Linked DNA regions of Homo sapiens: region 1 is linked to region 2. Evidence: chromatin loops called from intact Hi-C (ENCODE). Cell type or tissue: prostate gland. All regions are shown on one strand. Each heading gives the region's core, and the rest is flanking DNA. Links, peaks and the distances in the headings are about the cores only.

Region 1 (7,838 bases), core at 1,737-4,236, 160 kb after region 2:
CTGTACTCTAGCCTGACTGACAGAGCGAGACTCCGTCTCAAAATAAAATAAAACAAAACTGAAAAATCAAAAAATAGCAGTAGAAACATAGTATTCAAAGCTATGAAGGTAAAAACTCAAATAAATGGCTAAAATTTAAAAGTGCTGGCCTTTGGAAAGCTTACAAAGCTATGTGCACATGTGTTATATTTTTATATAAGTAAAAATAAAATTAGCAAGAGGAAATGAGGCTTTCATTATACACCTCAAGAGAAGGATCTTGAAGTCAGATGTGTTCATCTTTCAATCTCTATATGTAGAAGATATTTGATAAATGATGAATGAATGAGTGAATGGAGAGCTGTCATGAACTTATTTAGAGTTCATAACATATCCCTGGCAGCTGGTGGAATGATGAGAAGTTCTGCAAGAGAGAATGATTTAGGAAGCTTAGAAAAGATATGCAATTGTGTATCCCACTACAATGGAGCCCAAGGTTTCTGCTCAGTTTAACCTATTACACAGTGTAAGGCCGGCAAAAATTGTTCATTTCCATAGAGCTGACTTTGCAGATTTAAAAAGTCCTGAATGGGAAATAAATATGCTGCTCTTAATAAATGTCTAGTTAAGGTATAGTTAATATAGTTAAATGTGAAAGTGTATAAATGATATATTTTAATAGCACCCAGAGCACATTTCAGGACTGAGATAAATGCAAACTTTTAAAAAACTCTAACATCCTCTAAACACATTGCCTTATCCTAGTAAATGATAAATTACTAAAGAAAAATGTTATTCTGCAATGTTTTGAAGATTAAGTAGCATATGAGTAAAATTAACATTGTGTGTAAGTGAAGCTGTGACTATATCATGTCAGGTTGGTAATAAAATTGCAAAGGAGAGAGAATTAGAGTTTTATGCCACAGAAATGGAAGTAGTTTTCATTTTAATTGTTTTTCTTTAAATGGATTGTTTCTGTAGTATACTATATTCTTTCCAGTTCACAGATGTTCAGGAGGGATAAAAGAGTTATAAAATATTCTAATGTGAGCTTTTAAAATAGCTTTTTTGGAACAGGAAAAGAGCAGTCTAAAGAATTCAGAATTTTTAGAGTACAATAAAGCATTCATATTGCAAATTTAGTAATTTGTGTTTTGTGATATGGAAAAATAAATGGCCTTTTAACATTGACTCCAGTGCTGGCCTGTTAGTCACATACATTCACTTTATGATTTTATTTTTAATGTCAGAGTTCTGACAGTTCACTTTCTTCCTTGCCTCCTCTCTTGCTAGCAGTTCTTTATTCCTGGCCTTAGGAAAGTCCACCTTTTCTCTAGCATCTAAATCTGGCCCTGGACTTTGCCTGGGCTGACCTGGATGGATGAATTTGTTGTGCTAATATCAGAGGCTTCCAGCTGTGCCTCTGCCACTGGCCAGAGTTCCTTCCCCCTCCATCCTTCCAGCAGGCCCCACCCAGGTCCTCCTCAGAGGCCCTCCGATGGCACAGAGCCAGGGTGCTGTGCTCCTTATACTTGCTGCACTTAGTATTTCTTGTCTACTTCTCCCCATCTTCATATCTTTCCATGATTCTTTCTAAAACTACATTTATCCTTTGTGCTGTGTACAAAAGCTCCTGTTTATTTCAGGGCTCTGATCTTCTGTTACCATCACAGATGCTTTTTCCCTGCTGCACACATGATCAGAGCCTAAGATGTATCCTGAGAAATGGGCACCATTGTGGAAACCAACATTGGGATCAAAATGCCACTTTATTTATTTGTTTATTCAACAACAACAGCAACAGATATCTACTGAGTGCCTGTTATGCACGAGGTGCTGGGCTGGTTTTATAATGCTGAGCAAGAGAAACATGGGCTCAGCTCTTACGCAGCTTACCATCTGGTAAGCAAAATATACGTTGAAATGAATTCGCCAATGAATCTATTACTTTCCAGTATCATAAGCACCGGGAGATAGATGTACAGGGTGATATATGTACATAAAGCAGGGGTATCTGACCAAATTTGGGGGTTAGGAAAAGTTTTCTTCAGGAAGTGACACTTAAACTAGAGTCAGCTGGAGAAGAGCAGAGCTTCCTCTGCAGAAGCTCAGGAGTGAAGGCCTTGAGGCAGGGGAGAGAGTGGAGAATTTGAGAAACTGAGAGAAGGATCCTTGCCCTTCATTGATGAGGAGGCATTGAAGGATGAGGCTGAATGGGCAGGAGGAGATGTTATGGAGGGCTGGCACGTGAGGGGCAACAGAGGCTTGAATGGGAGCACGATGGCATCAGACCTGCACTCTGACAGAATGATTGCAGGGTGTAGGTGTGGATGGGGGACATCTGTTCCAATTCTCCCTCATATCCGAGGTAAGCTGGTACCCCAAGGCTCCCTGGGTTCACCCATCACTTCCTGTGGTCCTGCCACAGGGTCACACACAAGCGAGTGAGGGAACCAGAGGGCAAGGAGTGGTACACACCAGCCTGGAGAAGTAGATGTGAGAGATGCATGCTGCCTTGATTAGAAGACTTCTAGATTTTTCTTTGGGCATTTCTCTTATTTTTCAATGTACAGTCAATGCGTGGTTTTTAACCTTGCTTCTGCCTGATCCTCTGATACCTCTTGGAGGTAGAAGAGGAAACACTAACGTAGCAAAGGCAAAGGGGAGTACTCTGTTGTTTTGTATAAGGGCTGTATCATCAACCAAAAAAATGAAGCTACACTTGAGGTAGGGGAAAGTATGTCATTTCGAATGGAAAATCCAGTCGTTAACTACATTTTAAAAATTATTAACAAGAAAAGGACCAATGATAGAATGAGACATTAAAGAAAAACACAGACATCAGAGTTTCTGTTTCCCACACTGCAAAGTTGAATTCCATCAGTCAAGCCAGAAGGTTAGGATGACCCTGCTCTTCTAGCCTCCTCTCTGTAATCCAATACAAACATATTCTTTGCGGAAAGCAACACTGTTTGGTGATATTTTCTGTTATGTCAGCTATTTAGAGAATAAGTTATTCTACTCATCACTCCATGTATAGTTTTCCACCACAGGGCATTTTCCAATTTTTTCCTTGTAATGCAACACTTGGTTTCATGGGCAAAAATGTTTTCTGAGTATAAGAACAACTTCCTTCTTCCCCTCCTCTCTCCACCCTCCTGTCCTTCTTTCCACCCTTTCTTCCTTCCTTTTTCCTTCCCTTTCCCTCCTCCCGTCAATAAGTATTGGTTAAGACATTCAAAGCACTAACTTCAAAATCAAATTTGTGCGAAGTGGCGGTTTTGATCATCATCCCAGCATTGTCCTGAGATGACTCCCCGTTGATTGATGACCTAATTCTGCCTGGTCAAATCAGAGGAAGTCTTGGCCACATGGACTTTGTGGCCACAAATCCTGTCTAGCACATTGATTTTGATTCAGCTGGGTCTTCCCTATTTGGACACCTTCTTTGGAGATGTTTGAGGAAAGATGGAATGTTGGAGGAGGGGGTTGTCTTCTTTTCTCCAAAACAAAAAGGAGAGAGAAGGTGACAATACAGCTCTGCACAATAGAAAAGGAAAACCCAGGCCCCTGAGTGAGAGCCAAGGAGCACTGCAGAGACTGAAGCTTGTGCCCACAGGTAAACGACAGCAGCTCCCCTACATAGGAGCAGGGCCACTGCTATGGAGTCCAGCAGGGAGAGAAGGGGGCAGGCAGGAGAAGCAGGGGGAGATTTGCTTACCCGGCTCTCAACAGTGCTCGACTAGGGCAATGTGGCCTCCCTGACCAGGTGGTGGAGGCACTGAGGACATCCCACATCTCCCTTTGGCACCATTCCTTTGCACACCTGGCCACCCATCATGCACTCAGCAAGCATCTGTTGAGTACCTTGTATGGACATGACATTGAGATGCTCACATTGTGTCACTCCTCAAGGCACATAAAGTCTAGTGGGAGGCAAATAAATAGACCACAGAACACAATTTGTGGCAGAGCAAATGAAGAAGGTGCTTTAACAGAGGGACATTGGCAAATAAAGAAGGTGCTGTCACAGACGGACATTTTCAGGCACACAGGGAGAAGGGGAGAATTTATTATGGCTGGGTCTGAGATTTAAATACGAGAATATGATACTTAAAGTGACAAGGTCATGCAACATACGTGTGAGGTGTCTGATAAACCTTCATGTCAAAGAAGCCTAGTGTATGAAAATTTAATCTCGGAAAAGTTAGGTGGGGCTGTTACTTTATAAATAGGTGCTTTACAACAAAAGATTCTTAAAATAGTAAGTATGTCTTATGTTAATATGACATAAAATATTAACAGAAGGAATAGACTTAAAGGGCTTTTGAAATGTTAATATAGCTATGAAAATATGGTTCAAGCTACTAACATGTCATTGCACATTATTTTTCATAAATATTTCTGTTGCATAAGCTAAAACATACCTGTATTCGGGATCATAAGTGCAAACACCTCTAGGAATAGGACCCAGGCATCAGGAGTTTTTAAAGCTCCCAGGGTTGTTCTGCTGTGTGGCCAACACTGAGGACCACTGCTATGGAGTAGCGCCCCTCAAACTTGGATGTGCAGAGGAAGCTCAGGGGGTCTCTTAAGTGGAGGTTCTGACTCAGTAGGTCTGAGGTGCGGTCTGAGAGTCTGCATGTCTAATGGGAACTCAGGTGGTGGTGATGTTGCCAACCCAAGACCACATGGTGGAAATGATGTTGGTTTTAAACCATGTGCACGGTGCATCCTGGGGAGCCTCTGATTGGACAGTGGGGCCTTGATTTTTCCAGGGCTTCTCATCCTGAAGTACAAATTGAATTACACAACAATAACAACTCAGATGCCACCAGCTCTCATTTGAGCCAGTTCTCACAGGTGTACCACACTCCTGTCCCCACTCATGGAAAGAGAGTGCTGTAAATATGTCCAATAGTCGTGTCATAGTTCTTAGGGGTATGTCACATGCATGTCCAGTTAACTGCCCCATAATCATTTCTCTCTCTTGTCTTGATTAGCCTTGTTACCTTGTACTGTGACAGCAAACCCCAGCCCTACACCAGACCCACAACGATTCCAATGGGGGACAGCCAGGAGACGACTCTAGCTAAAAGACACCATCCTGTCCTCAGAATCACTGGTCCCAAGCAGCTCTTATAGCTCAGGGTGTTAGGTTTCATCATCCCTTATAATGAGTTCTCTCTGGAAGGTCTTCATGGCTCACAGTAAAAAAAATTCAGGGGGCCCACCCTACCAAGGCAACAGCCTTGTCTGAATCCCTGCTCATTTTCACATAGGAACCATAGCCATACCAAGTTTCGTTTTGTTGCTGGAAAGAAGAGGACAAGCCTAGTAGAAAAGGGAGTATGTGGAGACAGGAGGAAAAGAGTTCTCCGGGGAAATTCATGCCAAGGACCTCTGTAGCCACAGTCTCCACAGCAGTGGGAACACTGCCTGGGACTCTGATCAATGGGTTGTATCTATGCAGGGAGGGCTGGACTTGCTTGCAGTATGTTAGTACAGGGCCTTAGGACCTTCTCAGATGGCCTTCACAGATGGCGTATCTCATCCTACAATGGACATGATGTGACTGGGCAGAAACCTCAGTTAGGTGCAGAAACCTCATCAGTAAAGGTTTCTGTGGTTAAGGGAGCACCCCACCTCCGTCTGCTGAACCAATCTCTCTATAAACTCTTCTCATCATGTTTCCAGGTACTCTGTTTCCTCTCTCCATTTTTTCCATTCCCATCATGTGTGTGCAAGATGGACACATAGACGTGGCATGTGTCTACACCCTATGTTATTGTTAAACACACAATTATCTTTTTCTTTGCCAAAATGCATATTTTTGTTGTGTTATTTGAGGAGCTACTAACAGTTAAAGTGGCCCTCATAATGATTTAAAATGTCCATATGCAGTAATATACAGCCTTCAGAAAATACTGGCACAGTGTCTATTAACATACTGCAGTGTGTGTGTGTATATTTTAAGACAGGATCGTGCTCTGTCACTCAGACTAGAGTGTAGTGGTATGATCATGGCTCACTGCAGACTCAAACTCCTGGGCTCAAGCAATACTCCCACCTCAGCCTCCATAGTAGCTGGGACTACAGGTAGGTGCCACCATGCCTGGCTAATTTTTTTTTTCCTTGTAAAGATGAGGTCTCACTATGTTTCCCAGGTTGGTCTTGAACTCAAGGAATTCTGGCCTCAAGGAATCCTCTTGCCTTGGCTTCCCAAAGTGCTGGGATTACAGGCATAAGCCACTGCACCCAGCTCTGCAGTATAAAATAGTAAATTCCAGGAAAATTTAAATGAGGCCAGAATTTCCAAACCATTCTGCTGCCATTTATAACAAATGGGCCTATCATATTATCTATTTCACTCTTTTGTGTGTATTTCTGTTGTTTCATAAATACAACTCTCTCGACTAAGTATTGCATGCTTTCGGAGTAGAATGGAGATGCCACGTTGTTCACATCCTCAAAGGTTTTGTTTAAAGAGACAAACAGCTTAAGCAACACCCCAATTGGTAAGTTTAGCACAGTTTAGATGTAGAAAAGCAGAGATGTGCCTTACTGCAAATCACCGCCTCCACATTGCCAATATGTGAAAACCCAAACTTCCCAAACACACAAATTAAATTAATGCTGGATGTTTCATTTTACAAAGCTTTCATTAGATAGTGGGTTCCTAGAATGCATTCATGTGAAGGCAGCTCTTCAGAAGTCAATCTCCTGCACAGTATGAAGCAGGCCTTCCTCTCATTCTGCATGAAACATTCCAACTATTTTTAAATCATGAGGTCTAGATTTAACAGCTTTACAAGGAAAAAATTATCTAGGTTTTTACATGTGTAATGAGAGGATACAGTAAGGCCAAAAACCATCTTGAGCCAAGAAAATTTAGTCTTGGAGCAAACAGTGTTTAAGGATTTCCGATGTTACAGCAGCCCCTGGCAGAGCTGCAAAGAAAAGCCAAGAGATCTCCGTTCAAGTTACAGCCTGGGGCCAGCTTGAGCACGTGGGTGCCACTACTGCTGGGGCTTCTGATAGATCAATGAGGGAGTCACTGGCTGAAGAACACAATCATGTCCACTGTATGGGCAGAGATCACTAGGCATTGGTTCACTGTTCACTAGTTTTTTTCCCTACACCTGGTGGGTGCATGGAACTAGACTTAACCAGGTTATTAACAAAGTATTTCTGGACTGGAGAGATCTTAGAAAACCATGTACATCAACTCCCTCATTTATTATGCATGAGAAGGCAAATAACTTGCCCAGGACCATAACACAAGTAAAGGTTAGAGTTGAGACTGTAGTGCTCTTGGCTTCTAGTGCAAGACTCTTTCTGTACCTGCTACCATAACTCTTCATCTCCCACCTCCAAAATGGGGCAACTCCCTGGGGTTAACCTGCCAGTTAACCTGTTCATCACTAAAAAATGACCATGGTGAAACCCTGGGCACAAAGCTTCTCTAGCCACAGTGTGGGCCCAGCAGCAGGTTCATGTAACAACCCTGGGCTTTTACAGACTCACCTGCTCCCGAGCCTGGCTCCCTTTTATTCCGCAGCCTCACTCCTAACAGGCGTCTCAGCCGTCTCTGATTCTCTCCTTGTGGAAACCTTAGGACCTAATACCTTCAGCTCCTGCATGCCCAGCCATGGCAGGGCATTAATGCTGGCTTTATTTCCTCCAGAAATGAGCAATAGCTCTTCAAGCATTTTCTACAGGCTCCACATGGCTCCAAGTCACAGCCCATGGCCACAAGCACTGCCAGCTCCCTCAACAAAATTGGGAAGTTTGTGGACCCCATGAGAGGCCTTATTTATTACCTCTCCCAGAGAAAGCAGACTGGGGCAATAATCGTC
Region 2 (7,838 bases), core at 3,399-5,898:
CACCTGTAGTCCTAGCACTTTGAAAGGCTGAGGCGGGTGGATCACCTGAGGTCAGGAGTTCAAGACCAGCCTGGTCAACATGGTGAAACCCTGTCTCTACCAAAAATACAAAAATTTAGGCCAGGCGCGGTGGCTCACGCCTGTAATCCCAGCAATTTGGGAGGCCGAGGGGGGTGGATCACGAGGTCAGGAGTTCAAGACCAGCCTGGCCAAGATGGTGAAACCCCATCTCTACTAAAAATACAAAAATTAGTGCTGGGCACAATGGCTCACACCTGTAATCCCAGCACTTTGGGAGACCAAGGCAGGTGGATCACCTGAGGTCAGGAGTTCGAGACCAGCCTGATCAACATGGAGAAACCCCATCTCTACTAAAAATACAAAAAAAAAAAAAATTAGCTGGTCATGGTGGTGCATCCCTGTAATCCCAGCTACTTGGGAGGCTGAGGCAGGAAAATCACTTGAACCTGGGAGGCGGAGGTTGCGGTGAGCTGAGATTGCACCATTGCACTCCAGCCTGGGCAATAAGAGTGAAACTCTGTCTCTAAAAAAAAAAATAAAATAAATACAAAAATTAGCCAGGCATGGTGGCAGGCGCCTGTAATCCCAGCTACTGGGGAGGCTGAGGCAGGGAATTGCTTGAACCCGGGAGGCGGAGTTTGCAGTGAGCCGAGATTGTGCCACTGCACTCCAGCCTGGGTGACAGAGCAAGACTCTGTCTCAAAAAAAAAAAAAAATTAGCCAGGTGCGGTGGTGCGTGCCTGTAGTCCCAGCTACTCGGGAGGCTGAGGCAGGAGAATCACTTGAACCCAGGAGGCGGAGATTGCAGTGAGCCAAGATTATGCCATTGCACTCCAGCCTGGGTGACAGAGCAAGACACCATCTCAAAACAAAAACAAAAACAAAAACGTTACGCCATGTGTAATTAAAAGTGTTGGTAGCATTTCACAACCATCTGCCTTTTGTTTGTGCATCTATCAGTATTTCCAGGCCTCAAGGATGAGGCAGGGACTAAGAATAATTTATTCATTCTGTAGAATTCTTTACAAAATTCATACTCTTGCTCCATGAAGAGTCTGAGACTGATTCTTGTCATGGCTCTGTGAACTTGGCCAAGTCCTCTGAACTCTCTGAATCTTGGCTTCCTCAACTGGAAACTGAAAAGAACAATTCTGGCCCCTCCAACTTTATTAGGAACCTGGAGAGGAGCTAATAAAATGCTGGACATGGCCGGGCATGGTGACTCACGCCTGTAATCCCAGCACTTGGGTAGGATGAGGCAGGCAGATCACAAGGTCAGGAGTTCAAGACCAGCCTGGCCAACATGGTGAAACCCCATCTCTACTAAAATACACAAATTAATAGGCCAGGTGCGGTGGCTCACGCTTGTAATCCCAGCACTTTGGGAGGCCGAGGCACGTGGATCACCTGAGGTCAGGAGTTCAAGACCAGCCTGACCAACATGGAGAAACCCCGTGTCTACTAAAAAAAATACAAAAAATTAGCCGGGTGTAGTGGCGCATGCCTGTAATCCTAGCTACTTGGGAGGCTGAGGCAGGAGAATCTCTTGAAGCCGGGAGGCGGAGGTTGCAATGAGCTGAGATCGTGCCATTGCACTCCAGCCTGGGCAACAAGAACAAAACTCTGTCTCAAAAAATAAATAAATAAATAATAAAAAATAAAAATACAAAAATTAGCCAGGGGTGGTGGTGCACACCTGTAGTCCCAGCTACTTGGGAGGCTGAGGCAGGAGAATTGCTTAAAGATGGGAGGTGGAGGTTGCAGTGAGCCAAAATCATGCCATTGCACTCCAGCCTGGTGACAGAGCGAGACTCTGTCTCAAACAAAACAAAACAAAACAAACAAACAAGAAAACTGCTGGACACAGAAGTCCACCTGAGCAGCCTAAAGTAATAGATGGAAGTTAAGGATTAATATGATGATCTGTGAATATGTGTCTGAAGTGGAAATGAAAGAAAAATAAGAAACAGAGACAACGTAGTCAAAAGGAGTAACGGTGTTCCCTGATTTGCCATGTATTAGCTGAGTGATCCTAATCTCTCTGGGTCTCAGCTTCCTCATCTGTAAAGTGGGGATTATAATAATAGCTGCTCTTTCCATTTGATAAGACTATTGTATCAAATGGGTCAGTGAGTGTGAAAATGTTACTTGGAAGAGACCATCTAACTGTTAATTATTATTAATACTGATAGTAGTTCTCCTAGAAGAAGTTCCAGTGTTCTTCCAGGGCTTCAACTAGTTTGGTCACCTTTGGAAATGAAATCTATCTTTTGAGATCACACGGTAGTCACAGGCAGGGACTGAGCCTAATGAGTAGGAGCCTGGCTCCTGGCATGACACTGCTAGGATTCAAATTTCATCTCTGCCACTAATAGGCTATGTGATCCTGAGCAAGCATTTAACCCTTCTTTGACTTAGCTTCTCCATCCATAGAATGGGGATGATAATTATGTAGTCTCTTACCTGCTGGAGTTGTAAGAATTAAGTGCCATAATACATGTGTGCTATCCAGTACACAGAAGATATTTGTAGGTATCTTTATTCTTGGATATAGGGTATTACTCTCGGGTATTCTTGGTGGCACCTTGGCCCCATACTGCCTAATTTACAACATTTGCTGTAACTTTAACTTATCAAATAGCATCCCAGAGTAAGCCTGATACTAGAAAAATATGACTGAATGAAAAAGCATCTATATCTACAGCTACATGGCTGAGGCCCTTTTGGCTCCTACTAAAACCATTTGCTTTCTTTTTGAGACAGACTCTAGCTCTGTCACCCAGGCTGGAGTGCAGTGGCATGATCTTGGCTGCAACCTCCACCTCCCTGATTGAAGCAATTCTCCCCGCCTCAGCCTCCCGAGTAGCTGGGATTACAGGTGCCCACTACCATGCCTGCCTAATTTTTGCATTTTTAATAGAGACAGGGTTTCACCATGTTGGCCAGGCTGGTCTTGAATGCCTGAGCTCAGGTGATCTGCCCGCCTCGGCCTCCCAAAGTGCTGGGATTACCGCCGTGAGCCACCATGCCTGGCCTTCTCCATTTTAGAGCCAGCAAGCCAATCATATTTCAAGGCCTCTGGTCCCCTTTTGTGAAAGAAATCTCTAGGTAGGGCAAGTTTTCCACCCTCCTCCAGCTCCTGCAGTTCCAGAGCAGTTTCTAACCTGCTGTCACAGAGTGAGGATTTCCATGTCCTTAGGCAGTGGATGAATGAGAGGGTGAGTGAGAAGCTAAGTTAGATAATGGCATCATTAGGTAATAAGTTAGTGCACAAAGATCTACATGGAGGTGATAAGGTGGAAGGAGCAGGGGGTAACAGATGCATAAATCTGTACTAGGGATTTTTTTTTTTTTTAAAGATACACTTTCAAAAAGCCATTCCAGGCTGGGTGCAGGGGCTCATGCCTGTAATCACAGCACTTGGGAGGCCAAGGTGGGAGGAATGCTTGAGCCCAGGAGTTCGAGACCAGCCTGGACAATACAGTGAGACCCCCATCTCAAACAAATAACATAAAAAAAAAAATAAAGCCATTCCAGGCAGAATGGAGAATCACAGAAACTTATCAAGTCGAATAATGAAATTCGTAGGGCTGCAGTTCTTAAACTTGAGTGTGCATTAGAATCACTTGAAGGGCTTGTTAAAACATTGCTGGGCCCACCCCCAAAATTTCTGATTCAATAGGTCCAGAGTGGGGCCTCAGGAATTGCATTTCTAGTTAGTTCCCAGGTGACGTGGGGACCACAATCACTGTCATAGGGAATCTGAGAAGAGTTGCTGTAAGGCTGTCTTATTAGAAATGGTCCTCAGACGTAAGTGAGGCCCAAGAAAGAGTCCAAGGAGCTACAGAGATAGGAGAGTCCAGGGGCTTCCCACAGCCTGGACTTCCTGAGCCACAACAAATGGGGCCTACTAGTGTGTTGGTGGCATGATTGAACATATAGGCTGACCAGGCACTCTCACCCATGAGACTCTCCTTATCCAGACCTTGGCTGATATGTGGTGGCGGGGGGAGTTTGGGGGAAAGTGTTCAGCGTTTCCTCTCAAACGACAGGGCGGGGTGGGGTGGGGTTGGGAGGAAGGAGCTCGCAGGAGAACTGCTTGATACTTCCCGCCCCACCGCGGTTAATCACTGTCTAGAGAAGCCGAGGTTAAGTGGCTCTGACCTATCACCCATCCCGCTTAGGGTCCAGCTCAGAGAGCGGGCGCATAGGGCCTGGTGGAACAGGCTGCCCTCTGGGGATGGGGGATTGGGGCCGCTGCTCCGGGCAGAGCCGCGGGATCCGAGCCAGCAAGGATGCTGGGACTCGCCGCGACTTCCGCCTCTGGCGATCGGCAGTGGGGGGCGCACCAAGACAGCAGTTCGGGAGCTGCGCTTTGTCACCGAGGCGGCGAGGGGCGGAGGGCGCAGAAAGGGGCCGCGGAGAAAGGACAAGGCGGCCGACCAGCTCCCAGGATGGAAAGGGACCCTCAAGGGGCTCCAGGCAGCACCTGGGGCAAGGGGAGGGACTGATACTCCCGGCCGGAGCCCAACCTGTGGCGCGTGCTTCAGTCCTGAGCCAGCGGCTCCCTGGCTTCTGGGCTGGCATCCGTCCTACCCTCCTCCCGCTGCAACACGCCCCTGATAGCCGCTCCCCCACCCTCTGAAACTCACCCGCACAGACTCACCGCCAGGCTTCTGGGCTGGGATCGCGCAGTCCCTCCACGTCGCGGCGCCCTGAGGCCCCTCCCGGTGAGCCACCCGGCCTTCGTGCCTTGCTCCCCGGATACCAACCTCACCTGGCTCCCGCGCGTCGCTCACCGCCCGCGGGGACAGCGGCCGCATCCGCCCAACCCACTTGGGAAGGGGGATCCCTATCTGGGTCTTTCAATCATACCCAAGGCATCGCAGTTTTCTGTCTGGGTGTTAGGGAAAGCAGTCCATGGTCCTGGGGCACGGCGTTAATGTCAGAGGAGAATCTGGCCCTTGGAGTCTGGACAACTTGCGTTAAAATCCTGGCTTGGCCTCTTCCCCACTGTGTAACTCTGAGCAAATTCCTCAACCTCTCGGGGAGTCCGTTTTCCCGCTGCACGACGGGAGGGACTGTGCCTCGTCGGACGCTCAGAAGCTCAGTAGGAGGGGAGTGGGGACTAGTCTGGGCCAGGAGGGGTCTCTAGGCAAGTCAGTCCCCAGAACTCCGCATAGAGAGAGTTTTCCATTTCACGGGAGGGAGAGGCTAAGCCAGCCCAACCAGCTGGACTTCCTTGCCTGGGGTGGGGAAAGGGGGCGTCGGGGCAGTTCTCTCATCCCACACCTGGTAAACCGACTCCTCTACTCCTTATTAGGCGCCACCGAGTCTTCCGTCTTCCGGGCCCAGGAGAGGGGAAGGGGCTTTGGCCTCCTCAGCTTGGGAACTGAGAGAGACACAGGGTCAGAGAGCACACAGAGACAGAGAGACACCCGCACCCTGGAGGAAGAATTTTGGGACCATCGAGTTGTCCTCTACTACTCCACAGCCCGAAATGATGCCTCCACCCAGATTTGTGGTCCTGCATTGCCCTTGTTGGGTGGCCCTGACAGGCGCTGCAGTGGGCAGGTTCCCTCTTACAGTGCAGGGGTGGAAGAGGGTGGAGATGGTGCCCCATGGCAGGGGACTGGGAGTAGGGGGAGCAAGGTGGTCAGGTTTGTCTGGCCCTTGGATAGCCCAGTGCTTGGAAAGGATTTGTGCCTGGACAAAATCTATTAAAAACAAACAAAAGATCCTGAAAACATATCCTCCCCTGACCCCACTCCAATCTCTTCTCAATAATGTAAATGAAGCAATGTTGTAATACAGTGATAATAACAGGACAGTTCCCTGGACTCTGGGTTTCCTTTATCCCAAAGGAAGGTCAGCCCAAGCCGAGTCCTGTCTTTTACAGGAGAAACCCCAGCGGGGTGATTCTCTCCCTGATGCAGGTCCAGAGCCTAGAGGTTTGGATGGAGGCACATGCAGAACATAAAGGATGTCCCCAGCCAGGTTGCAGGTGTGACCAGGCCTGGCCAGACTCTTGGGTTTTGCCCCTTGGACCAATCAATCCTGGAGGTCAATTTGAAGGGGGTAGCAGCCATGTAAGGGAAAATACCCTGGTAAAGGGTACTCTATGAAATGGCTCAGGGAATTGTGCCTGGAGTATGGTGGCTCCAAGGGTGTGGGGGATCTGGGAACTGAAGGCCAACTTCTCTGCCTCTGCATTTTCGTGGGAAGAGGGCTGATGGCTATGTGAAGGGGCCATACCTAAGAGGTTAAAACTGCCTGGGTGACCTTGGTGAGTCCTGCTCCTTTCCAGAAATGTTCTCAGGGCCTCAGTGGATTGCAATGGTCAGAGAGGGACTGGGCTTTGTCTCTTAGGGTCTCCAGGATCAGCAGCTGCACTGATATTTCTGACATTCTGGCCTCAGGCCCTGAGACCCTTCCCACATGCTTCGGCAGAGCAGTTCTCCTACCCTACATTCCTGAGGGTGGCTCTCCCAACCCCCTCCATGAGTTAATCTAGAAATGAGGTAGAGAAGAGGCCTTGGTCACAAAAAATCACAAGATAAATTTTTGGAAGAGAAGTCTCAGAAGGCAATGCTTAGCACCTTCCTAATTCTCAAATTGTGAAAGTGGCCTTTGAGCTGGAGGGAGGGGTTGAATCCTGATGCTCATTTACACATCAGCTTTCTGTCTGTGCTTTGGGTTTCTCAGCCACAAAATAGAGATGATTCATGCTGTCTTCCTCAGAGCCTGTTGTGAGGCTGGAGAGCTAATACATGTGAAACGCTTAGAGCAGTGACTGCTCTTATCATGTGGGAACTCCAGACTTCTAAGAGGGATTTCTCTTTGCCCTCCTGGAAAAGTATGTGTGGTGTGGGTGAGGGATGGGGGTGGCAGGGTGAGGACTAGTCCATCCAGCTGTGTGGGCCCTGAGCCTTCCAGCCATGCAGGTGCTTCTAAGGGCAGGAGGGACACTCTCTGAGAGGCCCACAGACCTGCCTAAACCCCAGTAAAGGCTGAGGCTTTGTGGAGGGTTGCCTTATGGAGAGTTAAAGCATTGCTGGGGGTTGAGGCATCCCTGAAGGCCAGGGAGGGACATGGCCTTGGAAGGGAGACTGAGCTTGGTTTGACACTCAGCCCTGACCTAGCTATCTGAGTCAAGACCACTAGTCATTCTACAACTGTAGGAAAAAATGCACTGTGGACTCTTGAGGCCTTTTAAAGGACTGTTAAATTAAATGAGATTGTTAGATTAAATGAGAAATGGGTGTTGATGTTCTTTGTAATAAAAGCAAACTTCAGGACAATAATGAAGAAGAAGAATCCATAGCATCTCTGCTAGGGTTGAGGAGGGAGATGTCTGAGCCTTTGGGTGCTTGGGTGTTGGAGAATTGCTCTTGGACACAAACTGCACTGGGCCCTTCCAGTCAGTGGCTGAGGTGGCAGCAAACCTTGAGCTTGGGGAGGTCTTCAGCTGCCAGTCTCACCCTGGGTCCTCCAGCCCTAGGATGGGCCAGTGGTGGGAATGGGGATGTGGACCAGACATCCTTAGCACAGGGCCAGGAAGCTACCAGGCTGGCCTTAAGGAGCCCAGGCAGACAGGTGTACAGGCAGGAGTGCAGCAGGGTCAGCTGCCTCCCAGGACCTGGCCCTCCATTCCAGGAGGGTGGAGAGGAGGGGGCACTCTTCAAAATCAGAGTTCCAGAAGCCGCAGTTTCCCCCTGTCTGAAGGAGAAAGTGTTCCACGGTGCCTGCCACAGTTACACAGCTGCCACCGACTTTCTCAGCAGATTCCACTGCAGTGCAAGGAGGTGACAGGAGTG

Evidence for each region. A loop is a pair of places that touch in the nucleus more often than their neighbours do. Peaks named below come from ENCODE experiments on the same cell type or tissue, not always from the same donor. Only the 100,000 strongest peaks of a DNase experiment are listed, where the experiment ranks them.
Region 1: a loop joins it to region 2, with 2.8 times the contacts of the local background. A loop is called at or near these places in 2 of 110 quality-filtered maps.

The regions. Positions count from the first base shown.
Region 1 is chr7:27,392,137-27,399,974 of GRCh38, forward strand. The region is part of intron 1 of LOC105375207 (a long non-coding RNA gene); the gene reads left to right. Among named protein-coding and RNA genes, the nearest start is that of EVX1-AS, 150 kb to the left of the region's middle. In prostate gland, for the core only: no CTCF peak of the experiment used is centred there; no DNase peak of the experiment used is centred there.
Region 2 is chr7:27,231,161-27,238,998 of GRCh38, forward strand. No RefSeq gene overlaps it. Among named protein-coding and RNA genes, the nearest start is that of EVX1, 7.7 kb to the right of the region's middle. In prostate gland, for the core only: CTCF peaks have their summits at 4,397 (motif pointing right) and 4,596; DNase peaks (open chromatin) are centred at 4,331 and 4,648; H3K4me3 peaks cover 1,061 bases; H3K27ac peaks cover 765 bases.